Linked DNA regions of Homo sapiens: region 2 is linked to region 1. Evidence: chromatin loops called from intact Hi-C (ENCODE). Cell type or tissue: Caco-2. All regions are shown on one strand. Links, peaks and the distances in the headings refer to the core of each region. The heading gives the core; the rest is flanking DNA.

Region 1 (8,337 bases), core at 26-8,025:
ACCATGTCACCATGTTATTTATTAGATTCCCAAAACTTGTTCATCTTGTAACTGAAAATGTGTACTCTTTGACCAACATCTTTCCAATCCTCCCAGTCCCCCAACCCCTGGTAAGCACAGTTCTACTTTCTGCTTCTATGAGTCTGTCTTTTTTAGATGCCATATATAAAGTGAGATCATGTAGTATTTGTCTTTCTGTGCCTGGCTTATTTCACTCAGCATAATGTCCTCCAGGTTCATCCACATTGTCACAAATGACAGGACTTCCTTCTTCTTCAAGGCTGAATAGAATTCCATTGTGTAAGTGTGTGTGTGTGTGTATGTGTGTATGTGTGTGTGTGTATCACATTTTCTTTATCTGCTCATGTATTAGTAGAATCAACACTTAGGTTGATTCTATATCCTGGCTATTGTGAATAATGTTGTAATGAACATGGAGGTGCATAGAACTCTTTGAGGTACTGATTTCATTTCCTTTGGATATATACCCAGAAGTGGAGTTACTGCTACATATGATAATTGTATTTTTAAATTTTGAGGAACCTGCATGCTGTGTTCCATAACGACTATACCAGCTAATATGGTTTGGCTCTATGTCTCTACCCAAATCTCATGTTGAATTGTGATCTTCAGTGTTGGGGGAGGGGTCTGGTGGGAAATGTTGGATCATGGGGGTGGATTTCCCTTTTGCTGTTCTCGTGATAGTGAGTAAGTTCTCATGAGATCTGGTTGTTTGAGAGTGTGTAGCACTTCCCCCTTTGCTCTCTCCCTCTCCTGTTCCAGCCATATAGGATGTGCTGGCTTCCCTTTTGTCTTCTGCCATGATTCTAAGTTTCCTGAGGCCTCTGCAGCCATGTTTCCTGTACCGCCTGCAGAACTGTGAGCCCATCAAACCTCTTTTCTTTATAAATTACCCAGTCTTAGGTAGTTCTTTATAGCAATGTAAGAACGAACTAATATATCAGTTTACATTCCTACCAACAGTATACGTGGGTTCCCTTTTCCCATATCCTCACAACACTTATTAGTGTTTTTGATGATAGCCAACTGGGGTAAGATGATATCTCATTATGGTTTTGATCTGTATATCCCTGATGATTAGTGATACGGTTTGGCTGTGTCCCCACCCAAACCTCATCTTGAATTGTATCTCCCATAATTCCCACATGTTGTGAGAGGAATCTGGTGGGAGGTAATTGAATCATGGGGACGGGTCTTTCCCGTGCTGTTCTTATGGCAGTGAGTAAGTCTCACAAGATCTGATGGTTTTGTAAAGGGCAGTTCCACTACACAAGCTCTCTTGCCTGCTGCCATGAAAGACGTGCCTTTGCTCCTCCTTTGCCTTCTGCATTGACTGTGAGGCCTCCCCGGCCATGTGGAATGGTGAGTCCATTAAACCTCTTTTTCTATATAAATTACCCAGTCTTGGGTAGGTCTTTATTAGCAGTGTGAGAACAGACTAATACAATTAGTGATATTGCACACCTTTGTATGTACCTCTTGGCCATTTGTATGTCTTCTTTTGACAAATGTCTTTTCAGGTTCTCTGCCCATTTATTTAGCCAGATTATGTTTTATTGTTATTATTGTATGAGTGCGTTTTATTTTTCTGACTGTTAACCCATTATCAGATGGATGGTTTGCAAATATTTTCTCCCATTCTGTAGGGTGCGAGATATTTCTTAAGAAGATAATGGTAAGTCCTTCCACTCACTTGAGGAAAGTAAATTTCAGATTTGTAGTGGACACTGGGGTCCATGACCTGACACCCCACTTCAGGCTTAGTCAATCATTCTGTCAGCTATGGAAGGGTTGGCACCTAGCAGCTTGCTTCAGAGTCCCCTCTTGAGATTGTCCCCAGCTGAGGCACAGCACACCTCCTCCCTCGGGTGGCCTGTTTACAGTGACTGTCTAGGAAGGGGCATAAACTTCCAACTACCTTGCCTCAGTTCAGACAACATGGAAGGACATCCCAGCTTTGGAGGGCCTCTGTGACTTGCTGGGGTCTTTATCCTGATTTCAGCTTCCTCCTCTGCCTAATCCTGCTTCCTCTCTTGCCTTGACAGTTTCCCAGGAGCACTCTCCACAAACTTCCAGCATGCCAATCTCCATCTCAAAATTTGCTTCTCTGGGAATGCAACCTGTGGTGTTGCTCAATCAAACTGTTCCTGTAGACACATTACACCCACGTTAGGTGTGTGATGGACTGAATTGTGACCCCCACCCCAAATTCATGTTGAAACTTTAACACCAAGGAACTCCAAATGTGACTGTGTTTAGAGATAGGGTCTTCACAGAAGTAATTAAGTTAAAATGAGGTCACATGGGTGGGCCCTAATCCAATATGACAGGAGTCCTTATAAGAAGAGGAGATGAGGACACAGCCACCCACAGAGGGAAGACCACACAGGGAGAAGATGAAGGTCTACAAGTCAAGGAGAGAGGCTTCAGGAGAAATCAACCCTGCAGACACCTTATCTTGGACTTCCAGCCTCCAGAACTGTGAGAGAATAAATTTCTGTTGTTTAAGCCCCCACTCTGTGATACCTTGTCATGGCAGCCCAAGCAGATACAATAGGCGGATTTAGAGGTTCTTCGTTTTGATCCTGATTCTTTCACTTTTATACTTAAGGAACAACTCAGAAATCTGAACAGGTTAAATTCTCTTTTAAGTATAATGAAGCAGGATGGTAATTCTCACTACATAGTGTTTTCATATTCCCTACAATAGGTCAGGATAATCATGTTTTTAGAGAGGTGATAAAGAATATGCATTACCTCTCTTCATCACATCTCTCTGTTTACAGCATTTACTACAAACCTGAGGCAGATGTAAATACACGGTGTGGATAAGTACCTTGGAACTGCAGTGAACTTGCATTTAGTGGGAAAGAATGGCAAAATTTCCTTCCTTCCTTTCTTTCTTCCTTCCTTCCTTCCTTTCCTTCCTTCCTTTCCTTTCCTTTCCTTTCCTTTCCCTTCCTTCCTTCCTTCCTTCCTTCCTTCCTTCCTTCCTTCCTTTCTTTTCTTTCTTTCTCTTTTTTGAGACAAAGTCTTGCTCTATCACCCATGCTGGAGTGCAGTAGCGTGATCTGAGCTCACTGCAACCTTCACCTCCTGGGTTCAAGCAATTCTCCTGCCTCAGCCTCCGGAGTAGCTGGGATTACAGGTGCACATCACCATGCCCGGCTAATTTTTGTATTTTTAGTAGAGACATGGTTTCGCCATCTTGCCCAGGCTAGTCTTGAACTCCTGACCTCAGGCGGTCCACCCACCTCGGCCTCCCAAAGTGCTGGTATTATAGGCGTGAGCCACCACGCCCAGCCGATTTGGCTTTTTTTCTTTAGATAAACTATAACATGCCATGCCTGGCTGCAGGCTTCCTGCCCTAATGCAAAGGTGAAAAAGCTTTGCAGTTTAATTTGTTTTGTTTTTTTTTTTTTTTGGTTTTCATTTTTTTCTGAGCCAGCCCCTTTATTCTTTATTGTCTTCAGTGGAGCAATGGTAAATGTTTAACTACCAGCTCTTTGAAAATGAAATAAAACAGAACCATCCTGGGAAAAGAATGCTGCAGGGTGCCAGCCTCTCTGCAGCCAGGGACAGCTCTCCAGGTGTGAGGAGACCTCTCCGCCTTCCTCCTCACACTGATATTAGTGCAGTTCCCTCAGGGCTTGCTTTTATTTGCTGAGGCTTCTTGTAAGGGGTTTACTTTTAAGAGTATTTATGAGTTTAGCACAGGCTTCCCCAGTGAATTTTTCTGTCCATGCCTTCACTCATGGTGTCTTCATTGTCACCTCTGGAACCAGAAAAATCACAGCTTAAGGAAGTTCAGGTGAGTGACCAAGTCTAGCCCCATCCAGATTCCCAAGGCTCATTCTCCCACCAGGCCTTTCATTATGCTCTGTGTCTCTCATCTTCTCCCTTCAATGATTTCTTTTAGCTGCACTGACTTGACTTTTTATGTGCTATAAAACTCAGGAAGCTTCTTTTGAGGGCTTAGTACGTGCCAAACACAATTCTAAGCAACATGCATGTTTAATCATCACAAACCCTTTGAGGTCGGTACTATTCTCATTCTCATATTGTAGATGAAGAAACTGAGGCACAAAGAGGGTTAATAACTTGTTCAAGGCCCTATTACTCAATAGAGGCAAGACTGGGATTCAAACTAGGCAGTATGGCTTCTAGTCCGTATTTTTTTTTCTTTTCTTTTTTTTTTTTTGGAGACAGAGTCTCGCTTTGTCGCCTAGGTTGGAGTGCAGTGGTGCAATCACAGCTCACTGCAACCTCTGCCTCTGGGGTTCAAGCAATTCTCATGCCTCAGCCTTCTGAATAGCTGTTACTATAGGTGCGCACCACTACACCCAGCTAATTTTTCTATTTTTAGTAGAGATGGGGTTTCACTCTGTTGGTCAGGCTGCTCTCGAACTCCTGACCTCAACTTATCTGCCCGCCTTGACCTCCCAAAGTGCTGGGATTACAGGCATGAGCCACTGCACCCAGCCCCAGTCCATATTTTTAACCAGCATCCTACCTGAAAAAGAGCAGTAGGAATATATGTATGCGTAGTGTGAAGTGATGTGTGTGTGTGAGTGTGTGTATCTGTGTGTATGAAAAGTTAAAATAAAGTTTAATAATGGGGGAAAAAATCACCCAGAAGTCATGAAATTAAAGACCTCAAAGGCCCTTTTGACTCAACATAGATAATTCTAAAGCAAATTAAAAAATTGAGGTGGTGAAATTATATGGTTTTTAGGTTTAGAATTCCAAAAGTTGAGAATCAGCATGTATTGGAAATACCATAGAACTAATGTTAATTGCAGAGTTACAGCTGGAATGAAATACTGACTTGCTTCAGGGAATGTTTTATCTCCCTGTATCTCTCTGTTTTTGTCTCAGTTTAGTAATGTTGGCTGAGTAGGTATAAAAAATGAGAAGAGAGACATTTTTTGTTTCACTATTCATAGAGAAATTGGTATTTATATTGAATGGATTGAGAATTCACAAATAAATATAGTTTGTTCCAGTTTGGATTACTAATTTGGTTTGGTGGAAGCCTCTGAAGTATCCAGTTCTGTGACAGACTTTTGCCATAGAATCTAGTACTAGCGAGGATTGTTAAGAGGTCATTACCTTGACCTTAAAACATCACAGTAAGCGGGCTATTGTCCAAGATGGACGAATAGGAACAGCTCCAGTCTGCAGCTCCCAGCAAGATTGATGCAGAAGATGGGTGATTTCTGCATTTCCAACTGAGGCACCTGATTCATCTCACTGGGACCGGTTGGACAGTGGATGCAGCCCATGGAGGGTGAGCTGAAGCAGGGTGGGGCATTGCCTCATCAGGGAAATGCAAGGGGTTGGGGTATTTCCCTTTCCTAGCCAAGGGAAGCCATGACAGACTGTACCTGGAGAAACAGTACACTCCTGACCAAATACTGTGCTTTTCCCACAGTCTTAGCAACCAGCAGACAAGAAGATACCCTCCTGTGCCGGCTCAGTGGGTCCCACGCCCACAGAGCCTTGCTCACTGCTAGCGCTGCAGTCTGAGATCGACCTGCAACGCTGCAGCTTGAGGGGGGGAGGGGCATCTGCCATTGCTGAGGCTTGAGTAAACAAAGTGTCACAGTGAAAACAAAGAGGCCAGGAAGTACAAACTGGGCAGAGCCCACCACAGCTCAGTAAGGCCTACTACTTCTACAGATTCCACCTCTGGGGTCAGGGCATAGGAGAACAAAAGGCAGCAGACAGCTTCTGCAGACTTAAACGTCCCTGTCTGACAACTCTGAAGAGAGCAGCGGTTCTCTCAGCATGGCATTTGAGCTCCAAGAACGGACAGACTGCCTCCTCAAGTGGGTCCTTGACCCCTGTGTAGCCTGACTGGGAAACACTTCCCAGTAGGGGCCAACAGACACCTCAAACAGGTGAGTGCCCCCCTGGGACGAAGCTTCCAGAGGAAGGATCAGGCAGCAATATTTGCTGTTCTGCAGCCTCCGCTGGTGATACCCAGGCAAACAGGGTCTGGATTAGACCTCCAGCAAACTCCAACAGACCTGAAGCTGAGGGGTCTGTAAGAAGGAAAACTAACAAACGGAAAGGAATAGCATCAACATCAACAAAAAGGACATCCACACCGAAACTCCATCTGTAGGTCACCAATGTCAAAGTCCAAAGGTAGATAAAACCACAAAGATGGGGAGAAACCAGAGCAGAAAAGCTGAAAATTCCAAAAAAACAGAGTGCCTCTTCTCCTCCAAAGGATTGCAGCCCCTCACCAGCAAAGGAACAAAACGGGACAGAGAATGAGTTTGATGAGTTGACAGAAGTTGGCTTCAGAAGGTCTGTGATAACAAACTTCTCTGAGCTAAAGGAGCATGTTCTAACCCATTGCAAGGAAGCTAAAAACCTTGAAAAAAGATTAGATGAATGGCTAACTAGAATAAACAGTGTAGAGAAGACCTTAAATGACCTGATGGAGCTGAAAACCACGGCATGAGAACTTCATGACTCATGCACAAGATTCAATAGCCTATTCGATCAAGTGGAAGAAAGGATATCAGTGATTGAAGATCAAATTAATGAAATAAAGCAAGAAGAGAAGTTTAGAGAAAAAAAGAGTAAAAGGAAATGAACAAAGCCTCCAGGAAATATAAGACTATAAGAAAAGACCAAATCTACGTTTGATTGGTGTACCTGAAAGTGACGGGAAGAATGGAATCAAGTTGGAAAACACTCTTCAGGATATTATCCTGGAAAACTTCCTCAACCTAGCAAGGCAGGCCAACATTCAAATTCAGGAAATACAGAGAACACCACAAAGATACTCCTCAAGAAGAGTAACCCCAAGACACATAATTGTCAGATTCACCAAGGTTGAAATGAAAGAAAAAATGTTAAGGGCAGCCAGAGAGAAAGGTCGGGTTACCCACAAAGGGAAGCCCATCAGACTAACAGCGGATCTGTTGGCAGAAACCCTACAAGCCAGAAGAGAGTGGGGGCCAATATTCAACATTCTTAAAGAAAAGAATTTTCAACCCAGAATCTCATATCCAGCCAAACTAAGCTTCATAAGTGAAGGAGAAATAAAATCCTTTATAGACAAGCAAATGCTGAGAGATTTTGTCACTACCAGGCCTGCCTTATAAGAAGAGCTCCTGAAGGAAGCACTAAGCATGGAAAGGAATAACTGGTACTAGCCACTGCAAAAACATGCCAAATTGTAAAGACCATTGATGCTATGAAGAAACTGCATCAATTAACAGGCAAAATAATGAGCTAACATCAAAATGACAGGATCAAATTCACACATAACAATATTAATCTTAAGTGAAAATGGGCTAAATGCCCCAGTTAAAAGTCACGGACTGGCAAATTGGATAAAGAGTCAAGACCCATGGGTGTGCTGTATTCAGGAGACCCATTTCATGTGCAAAGACGCACATAGGCTCAAAATAAAGGGATGGAGGAAGATCTACCAAACAAATGGAAAGCAAAAAAAAGCAGGGGTTACAATCCTAGTCTCTGATAAAACAGACTTTAAACCAACAAAGATCAAAAGAGACAAAGAAGGCCACCACATAATGGTAAGGGGATCAATTCACCAAGAAGAGCTAACTATCCTAAATATATATGCACCCAATACAGGAGCAACCAGATTCATAAAGCAAGTCCTTAGAGATCTACAAAGAGACTTAGACTCCCACACAATAATAATGGGAGACTTTAAAACCCCACTGTCAGTATTAGACAGATCAATGAGACAGAAGGTTAACAAGGATATCGAGGGCTTGAACTCAGCTCTGCACCAAGTAGACCTAATAGACATCTACAGAACTCTCCACCCCAAATCAACAGAATATACATTCTTCTCAGCACCACATTGCACTTATTCTAAAATTGACCACTTAGTTGGAAGTAAAGCACTCCTCAGCAAATGTAAAAGAACAGAAACCACAACAAACTCTCCCTGACTACAGTGCAATCAAATTAGAACTCAGGATTAATAAACCCACTCAAAACCACACAACTACATGGAAACTGAACAACATGCTCCTGAATGACTACTGGGTAAGTAACGAAATGAAGGCAGAAATAAAGATGTTCTTTGAAACCAATGAGAAAAAAGATGCAACACACCAGAATCTCTGGGATACATTTAGAGCAGTGTGTAGAGGGAAATTTATAGCACTAAATGCATACAAGAGAAAGCAGGAAAGATCTAAAATCGACACTCTAACATCACAATTAAAAGAACTAGAGAAGCAAGAGCAAACAAATTCAACAGCTAGCAGAAGGCAAGAAATAACAAAGATCAGAGCAGAACTGAAGGAGAGAGAG
Region 2 (8,337 bases), core at 193-8,192, 55 kb before region 1:
ATTGTTCTTACTTTACACTTCACAAAACCAAGACTGGAGAAGTTCTACAGCATGCGCCAACTTACAGGGTGATGGCCCATTTTGTTTATGAACCCAGGCTTTCTGGTTTCTGAGTCTGTGTGGCCCTGACCATGGAGCTATATTGCTGCCATTCTCTTCATATGAATGAATGAATTAATGCACTTCGTTATCTGAGCACATGTTTGTCCGCTCAATAAGGTCGAGTCTCCACCCTCGTGGGACTAAGCTCAACTGAGAAACAGGTATTGTTCTTGAGTTGTGAGGAGGGCTGATGCAGCCGTGTAAATACAAATGCACACACCCCTTACTCACGTGCACGTTGGAGCCTGTGCGTATGTAGTTCTTCTTTCATCACTCTGCCCCACTTCGTGGCTCTGCTTACCTACATCCTATCGTGCCTCCCGCTTGTACCCCATCTTCTTTATAAAACCTTTCCTAGAAAAATCTCTCCATTGTTGCTCTCCTCCCTCCAATCTTCCTCTGTATCTCTGGACTCCCGTCACCTGTGGCCTAAGTCTATGCTTCCCAAATCCAATTTCCCTTAAGAAACAATTAGAAATGCTTAGGCCTCTCTCCTTTAAGTATGAGCCGCAGTAGGCTTAGTATGAGGCTATGGAATCTACCCGTTTAAAGTGATCTTCATGGCTGTGTGCGGTAGCTCACACTTGTAATCCTAGCACTTTGGTTGGCCAAGGCAGGAGGATTGCTTGAGCCCAGGAGTTTGAGACCAGCCTGGGCAATATAGCAAGACTCCAACTCTACAGAAATAAAAATTAAAAAAAATTAACCAGGTGTGGTGGTGCATGCCTATAGTCTCAGTTACTTAGGAGGCTGAGGGGGGAGGATCACTTGAGCCCAGGAGGTCAACGCTGCAGTGTGCCATGTTTGTGCCACTGCACTGCAGCCTGGGAGACAGAGTGAGACCCTGTCTCTAAAAAAATAAAAATAAAAAAAATCTGCATATGCTCTCTAGTCAGTTTTATGTATATAACACACCATTTAGTGCTTGGTATTCCCTTACATGGTTTCTTTTGTGAGAGTTTCTTTTCCGCAATGAGATTTTGAGCAATTTATAGAAGAGGGTTCTGTCTTTTCTTTTGTTGTAGCCCATTTTGCACTTATGTAGGTGACTGAACCCCATCTTTTGTCCTCTCAAAGCCTGTGTCTTGTCTGTGCACACTGCCTTCACTGAATTCAACAGGGGGACAAATAAGCCACTTCTCAGAAGGCAAGGGAATGAGCTCCTCTCACTTCAAGGCAATAAACCTCTTTTATCTGTTGAACTGGTCAAGCTCTTGGAATGAATGAAAGTCTATTATTAGAGAAAAGCCCAAAAGAGTTTTAATGCTTGATTCTTTATATACTGTGAAATAGGGCTTTCATTCACTTTCCCTCCACTAATATTTTGGCACAAGAGACCTCATGAAGGCTACCCGACCTTACCCCGAACTACCTCGTTAGCAACAGTGTCCTAGGAATACATTCTATTTTCTGAAAGACTTGTTAAGTTCGTATTAAAAAAAATAATAGGCCAGGCACGGTGGCTCACACCTGTAATCCCAGCACTTTGGGAGGCTGAGGCAGGTGGATCATGAGGTAAGGAGATTGAGACCATCCTGGCCAACATGGTGAAACCCCATCTCTACTAAAAATACAAAAATTAGCTGGGCATGGTGGTGCACACCTGTAGTCCTAGCTACTTGGGACGATGAGACAGGAGAATCGCTTGAACCCGGGAGGCGGAGATTTCAGTGAGCCAAGATCGAGCCACTGCACTCCAGCCTGGGGACAGAGCGAGACTTCATCTCAAAAAAAAAAAAAAAAAAAAAGAAATTTGTTTCTGCAGATGGAGGTGGAGGGTAGTGTCTTCTAAAAAAGCTCCTTGACTCGTGATCCCTGAATTTCTTCTCATTTGGTTCCCTCCTAACTCATTTCGCTCTCAAGGACAAGCTGCCTGGGGTGGGTGGGGCGCTAGGCAGCAGAGAATGGAAGCAGTTTCTCTAGATCTTCTAGGTTACAGCGACGCGGTGGGTCTCCACACTGTGAAGACTTGACGAGGACCTGGTGCCTCTTACCACTTAGCTGAGCTTGAGCAGGCTGTCACTGTACAGCCCCTTACAACCACCACTCCTACTGAGCCCTCTTCCTGCTTCCTTCCATCTCTTTGAGGTGGCTTTTAATTATCCCAAGGGTGAAGCGCTAAAATGGGATGTCTTAGGCCCCTCTTAGTTCTTGATAAACCATGAAATAGAACACGTAAAACCGTGTCACTACCGTGCTACTAAAAACCTAGCCAGACCACCTTAAGTGGAGTGACTATGGCTAATATCTTAACTTGATGTTTAAAAAACTGTGCGATTGTGAAGTTTTGATGTTTAGTGTTATTATAACTTTGGAATACTTAATTACTACCTTTTTTTCTTCAAAGAATTGAAAAACGTTGACAGATTAAATTAGGTGTTAAATAAATTCACTCGACTCTAGTGAAATGTGACAAGCAATTGTGACGCTCCATTTTAGCATTTTCTTTACATGAAAGACTTGGATGAATTAACTTAAAGGTGAAGTGATAAGAAAAATTAGAAATGCATAAAGATTTAGGCTTATCTCCATAATTGTGCAAGGTTCACATTTCTACTATTTATGTGTCCCCAGCTAGGTAAAGGCATAGAGTTCAGTGGAACAAAAGGAGTTTAATAGTAAAATTGTGCAGGCTGCCTGGCAAAGCCTCTCTCTCCTGTTTTCTCTAGCCGTGAGGTGTTCTGTTATTACATGCTTTAGTTTGTCCAAATAAACAACTTGTTATATGAAACTGTCATGGAAATCTTTTCTGCTGATAGAAACTTCACACTGTGGATTTTTACAAAGGTTGAAGTGATCTGCCAACATCAAATAAACAGGAATGGACTCTCATGGCTGAAATGAGAGTGGCCGTCTCCTCTTTCCGGAGGCACTGCCCAAACACAATCATCTTGGTGCATACTACCTATTAAATGAAGGGGAGCAAAGGCATCAGGTCTTCTTCTTGCTAACCTTTGTGCTTCCTCTATATGTTCTTACATTTGAAAAGTCTTCCTGACTTCTCTGGCATACACTTTCTATGTGATGTCATGTGGTATAAGACATGATCTTTCCTACTTGCCATGGCATGACATCATGTGATATGATGCGACTTTGTAGCCCTCTTCCCCTCTCCACGTCTTGCTATTGTCTAGTTGGACTAAGCAGAAAAGGCTTATGGATTGTGTGCCCTAGCTTCCTAGATGGGCTGGATTTTCTGTTTCCAATCTACTTCCGAGCTTTGCCATTCTCCAGCGCACACTGGCCTCCGGAAGCCATCTTCCACACCAGCCATCCAGCATAGCTCCGGGGGCGGAGGTAGGGACAGTACACAATGGGGGAGAAGGGAGTGTTTTAAACACCAAATGGCCACTAGTAATGCCCAGGGTACCTCATTTCTTCAGGGGTTGGAGATGCATTTTCTCCCCCTTGTGCCTTAAAAGAGCCCAGCTGACCCAGCCCTCCAAGAAGGCCTCCCTCCCGTGCCCCGCTGCCCTCATCAGCTGAGGCCGGCCAATGTCCAGCAGGCCCCGGGCCCAGAGCCTCTGGCCTGTCCGGCCAGCCCAAGCAGCCGCCAGCTGGCGCTCGTGAGCGCATGAAAGGAATCCGGATAATACAAGGCCTGGTGGAGAGGCGGGTGAGAGGAATGTGGCGGGAACACAGCACACCCTGCACGGTTCAAGCCAAGCTTTTGAAGAGTTTGACTCGTTTTAGAAAGCAAACAAAGTGCTCCAGCTATCAGCAATCTTTTATTTTGTCTGCTAGAGGAATGCCTTGCCAGTGTGGGCCGAGGACTGGGTGGTGATAAAGACACCAGTGTCCACCCTTGACTTGCCGAACGGAGTATGGACGGAGCATTCCTTTCTGCCCACTGAGCCCGGAAATAAAGAGCAGCTCTCTTCTTTATACAAAAAGCCAAAGGGGGTCTGGCAATGAGCATGCACAAGACTTGAAGTCTCGCTCACTGGTACCCCTGAGCTTTACAGGCACTAAGTATAAGTTCTCTTAACTTGCTGAAGGCCTGGCACCCTGTGATTTCAGACTTGACGATGTAGACAAGGGAGTGTTGCAAGGGTGTTCTTGAACCCAGGGCATGCAGTTCTCCTGATTCATGCTCTAACCTGCTTTTGGAGCTTCTGGTCTTAGGAGGGGTGGAGAGTAGTGACAAGAAGAAAGGCTGTGCCCTCCTGGCCCTAGCTGATAGAGGCCATGTCTTCCCCCAGTTTTCATTTTGCCATCTTAAAATCACTCTACATTTTCAAAAGTCATCACCTGTGCAGTTCTGGTCACCAGGCAAAAAAAAAAAACTGTCTTTCCTTTTTATCCAGACAGCTCTGTGCATTTTTTTTCTCTCCTCTCAAGCCCACTCTGGGACTCAGCTCCCTAACCATCCCCTCTCTGATGTGCCCCCTAATCTTTCCCACCCTGCTCTCTGCAAGTAAGTTCTGGCCTTCCTCACCCTAAAAACAGATTCACAGTTCCTTGTTCAAAAACCTGGAGGCCAGATGAGCTTGTGGAATTCAGAATATTTCAGATTTTAGAAAGAGATTTAGAGCATATACCACATATTACAAGACACTCCCAGTGAAATCCATGGCTGTGTCCCATGAGCAAAGGCATGCATGTTTCAGCAATTGAATCTACAAAGAGTCATGCCAAGTGGGTAAAAGAATACATATCACTCAGGCCAACTCCAATCAGGCTGTGCTGCTGAGTGAGCTATCAAAATACTCCAGATTTTTACATTTTGTTACTGTGGATGAGCAAATATGAGCCACAAACAACATTCTCTGGGTCTTCAGGATCTTCCCTTTGCCACCTCTCCTTCCCCAACACTGACCAAGTGCCCTCTATCTTTCACTTGCCATGACCAGAGAGTGGGTGGTCCAGCATCCTGGCCTCCTGCTCAGTCCTCCAGGCATCTGCTTCTGACCCCTGTTCCATCAATAACCATCAAAGCCATTGATGCATAGAATAGGAGTAGTGTTGAAATTACTAGAAAAAAGAAATGAAAAAGACTGGCAAAATACAAGCCTTGATGATGATGATGATGATCATGATGATAATTGAATTCAGCTGATAAAAAATCACTCTTGTCTAATGGCTGTCAGAGCTTCTAAGCACTAGCTCTCAATTTCTGCACCTACCTGTTGGTGGGCCTGTCCAGTGTGTGGCCTGGTGCAGGTCTGCAGAACACATTTTGAGGAGTCCTGCTCCAGGGGAACCCCCAGCCTCCATTGTCCAAGCCGGGGACTCTTCTCTGCCTGCCAACTCTATGATCTCCCCTCAACTCCTGAAACTCCTTGTTATTTCCCCTGTTATGAAATCAACTCCTTCGGTTTCCAAAGCAGTGGGCTCTTCTGGTTCTTCTACTTCTCTTGCCAATGTGTTTCAGTCTTCTTTTCAGGAGCCTTTCTTCAAGGTTCCATTCTCAGCTCCTTTTCCTTGTGTATTTTCTCCCTTATCTATCTCATGCTCTCCAATGACGTCTACTCTGATGACAATCACATCTCCCAACCTGTGTTCTGAGTTCCAAGCCCTCATTTTCTACTGCACCTAAATATTCCAGAGGCATGTCATAAGCTCCTTATAGTCAAATATTGGGATGATTAATTTTATGTGTCAACCTGGATAGGCCATGCATGCTACCCAGATATTTGATCAAACACTAGTCTAGACGTTGCTGTGAAGGTGTTTTAAAGAGGAGATAACATTTAAATCAGTAGACTTTGAGTAAAGTAGATACCCTCCACCATGTGGGTGGGCCTCATCTAATCAGATGAAGGCCTTCAGGGAAAAGAGACTGAGGTTCCCTGAAGAAGAGGGAATTCTGTTCCACCAGCCTTCAGACTCAAGCTGCAACATCAGCTCTTCCCAGGGTCCACATGCTGTGGGTCTACCCTGCAGATTTTGGACTTGGAGACAACTCCTTGAAAACAAACCAATCTTTTACTCTCTTTCTCTTTACACACACACACACACGTGTGTGCACGCACACACACACATAGATACACACATGTCCTGGAGAACCCTGATTAATACACCTATGAATGATAAATTCCCTTTAAAACAGTGTCTGTTTTAAACCATTCTCTTTCTATTTATGTCCCTACCAGTCACCTAGAATCAAAACCTCAGACTGATCTTTTATTTCTTTCTCCCACCTACTTCCCACATCCAATCAGCTGCCAAGGCACATCAATATTTAAATATCAATATTTAAGACATAAATCGCCTCCTTTTCATTCATCCACAAAGGGAGAGTCCCAACCACCACTCAGGCCTGATTGGTCATAGAATACATCCTCTTTTCTACAGTAATTAATCTGAGAACTTGACATGTAACTCAGAGTCAATCCAAGATCTTTTTGAGATTTGTATATGAAGCCTGGGAGAGAGACAACTTCTCTGTCTTTGGATCATAGACTGTAAATGTTTGCTCGGTGGTGAATATGTTTTTCTCCTTGTAGAGAGAGTCAATAGCAAGAGAGAATGAGTCCATGTGCAAAAAGAAGCAAAGGCATTTAGAGTGGAGAGATGGAGAGAACCCTAATCCTGTTGTCTGTGCCTCTGGATCTAGCCATGCCTGAAGTCTACTCTTAGACAACTCAGTTCAGAAGGCCATAAATACACCTTCCTGACTAACCTAGTATAAGTTAGATTTCTTTTACATGCAATGACAGTGTGCTGACTAACCCTCTACTGGAAAGTATTTTCCTAGAAGGCAAAGACTATACCTTATTCCTTTGCACCCCCTGTGGCAGCACATACAGGGTCTTGGAGATTATAGGCACTCAGTCAATATGCTGTGTTGAACTCCCAGCTTATCTTTAAGGTATTAGCTACATTGTGAACTTGTGTGTGGGAGGAGAGGGAGACATGACCAAAAGGAGCATTTTCTGTGGCTGCTATGATGGCAGAAATAGAAATGAGACTTATGTATTAGGAACATTCCAGGGTGATGGTGGTTTGAAGCATGGTGACCCAAAGGCGAAGCAGATCCACCCTTTTATTTCAGGTTCATTGATTTTAATCCACAGCTTTAACAATGAAAGGAAAAGCAACCCATATTTTCACTATTATGTGTGTGATAGCGGCAGTGTTTTGTCTACCTGTAGATCTGTATAAATATTTATATTACATTTCCTTGCCAGTTAACTAGTACTTGTTAATCCCTGCTGAGATTTCATTCACCCATCCACCAATACTTACTAATTGCCCAATATAATGCTAGGCACCTTGGGAGCTACAAAGATGAATAATACCTAGAGGCTGCCCTACTTCTTAAATACCTATTACAGTAGCAGCCAACGCGGCTGCAGGAAGATAAACTTGCGTTGGGGGAAAAAAATCACACCGTAAAGTTATGTAAGTTTCTATTTTAAAATCATCTGGTTCTAATTTACTAAATTTAATGCTTTAGAGCCAATGCCAAAGTGCTACATTTGATTTGTGGAAATACTTTAGCACATTTTTCCATCGTGCTCTTGTACAATATATTTACCACCCTTTTGTTATGGTTAGAAAGATTATGGACCTTAAAAAAAGCCCTCTTTATGAGCTTGCTGATATTTTGTCATAAAATGCCATAAGATGGAATAAGTCTAGTAAACAATAATATTCACTTAGGAGCATTCCACATGGTTTAGTTTTTTTTTTTCTTTTTAAATTTAACAAGGATATCCATCTGGAAAATGGATGTTTAAAAACTTTCACTATGCCAAACCACTTCTTTTCAGTGCAGACAGTATTTTTTTCGGGTGGGGGAGCGGGCAGGGATGGGGATGGATGTTTAAATAGCAGTCATACTGAGCTATACTGCTAACACAATGATAATGTTAATAGCAAAGGATAAAAGAATGTCATGGACCCAGAATTCCAAGAGGGAGCTTACAGAACATTCCAGCAAAATGGACTGAATGTAAGATATCAACCTAAGTGCCATTTCTGTACTGGCTCGGGGCCTGGCACAGGGCAGCCGGGAAGAGGCACAACTTGCCTCAGGTTGAGAGAGTTCCTGGGCTGCTTCCATCTCTCTCATCCTCCCTGACAGGCTCAGTCCACTGCTGTCATGGGTTCCAGTGACAGGCAAAGGCAGATGGATCCCAGGGCCCAGGAATGAACCATCACGACGTGGTCCCCCAGGCCCCGGGCCCCACCAGTTACCTGGCAGGGCAGTACGGCCACTGTCCTGTGGCCTATCATAGAAGAATCAAGATCTCATGCCAGCATTTTTGCTGAAGCCTCCCTGACAGG

Evidence for each region. Hi-C counts contacts between places; a loop is a spot of excess contacts. Peaks named below come from ENCODE experiments on the same cell type or tissue, not always from the same donor. Only the 100,000 strongest peaks of a DNase experiment are listed, where the experiment ranks them.
Region 2: it touches region 1 in a loop (5-fold over the local background); 5 of 110 quality-filtered maps call a loop at or near these places.

The regions. Positions count from the first base shown.
Region 1 is chr6:11,293,703-11,302,039 of GRCh38, forward strand. LOC105374925 (a long non-coding RNA gene) reads left to right here. Exons shown (of 6, transcript XR_001743967.2): 1 at 1-5,311. It also overlaps a transcript of NEDD9 not described here. Among named protein-coding and RNA genes, the nearest start is that of NEDD9, 65 kb to the left of the region's middle. RefSeq lists an enhancer at 4,887-5,644. In Caco-2, for the core only: no CTCF peak of the experiment used is centred there; a DNase peak (open chromatin) is centred at 3,619.
Region 2 is chr6:11,238,214-11,246,550 of GRCh38, forward strand. It overlaps a transcript of NEDD9 not described here. Among named protein-coding and RNA genes, the nearest start is that of NEDD9, 9.7 kb to the left of the region's middle. In Caco-2, for the core only: no CTCF peak of the experiment used is centred there; a DNase peak (open chromatin) is centred at 3,698.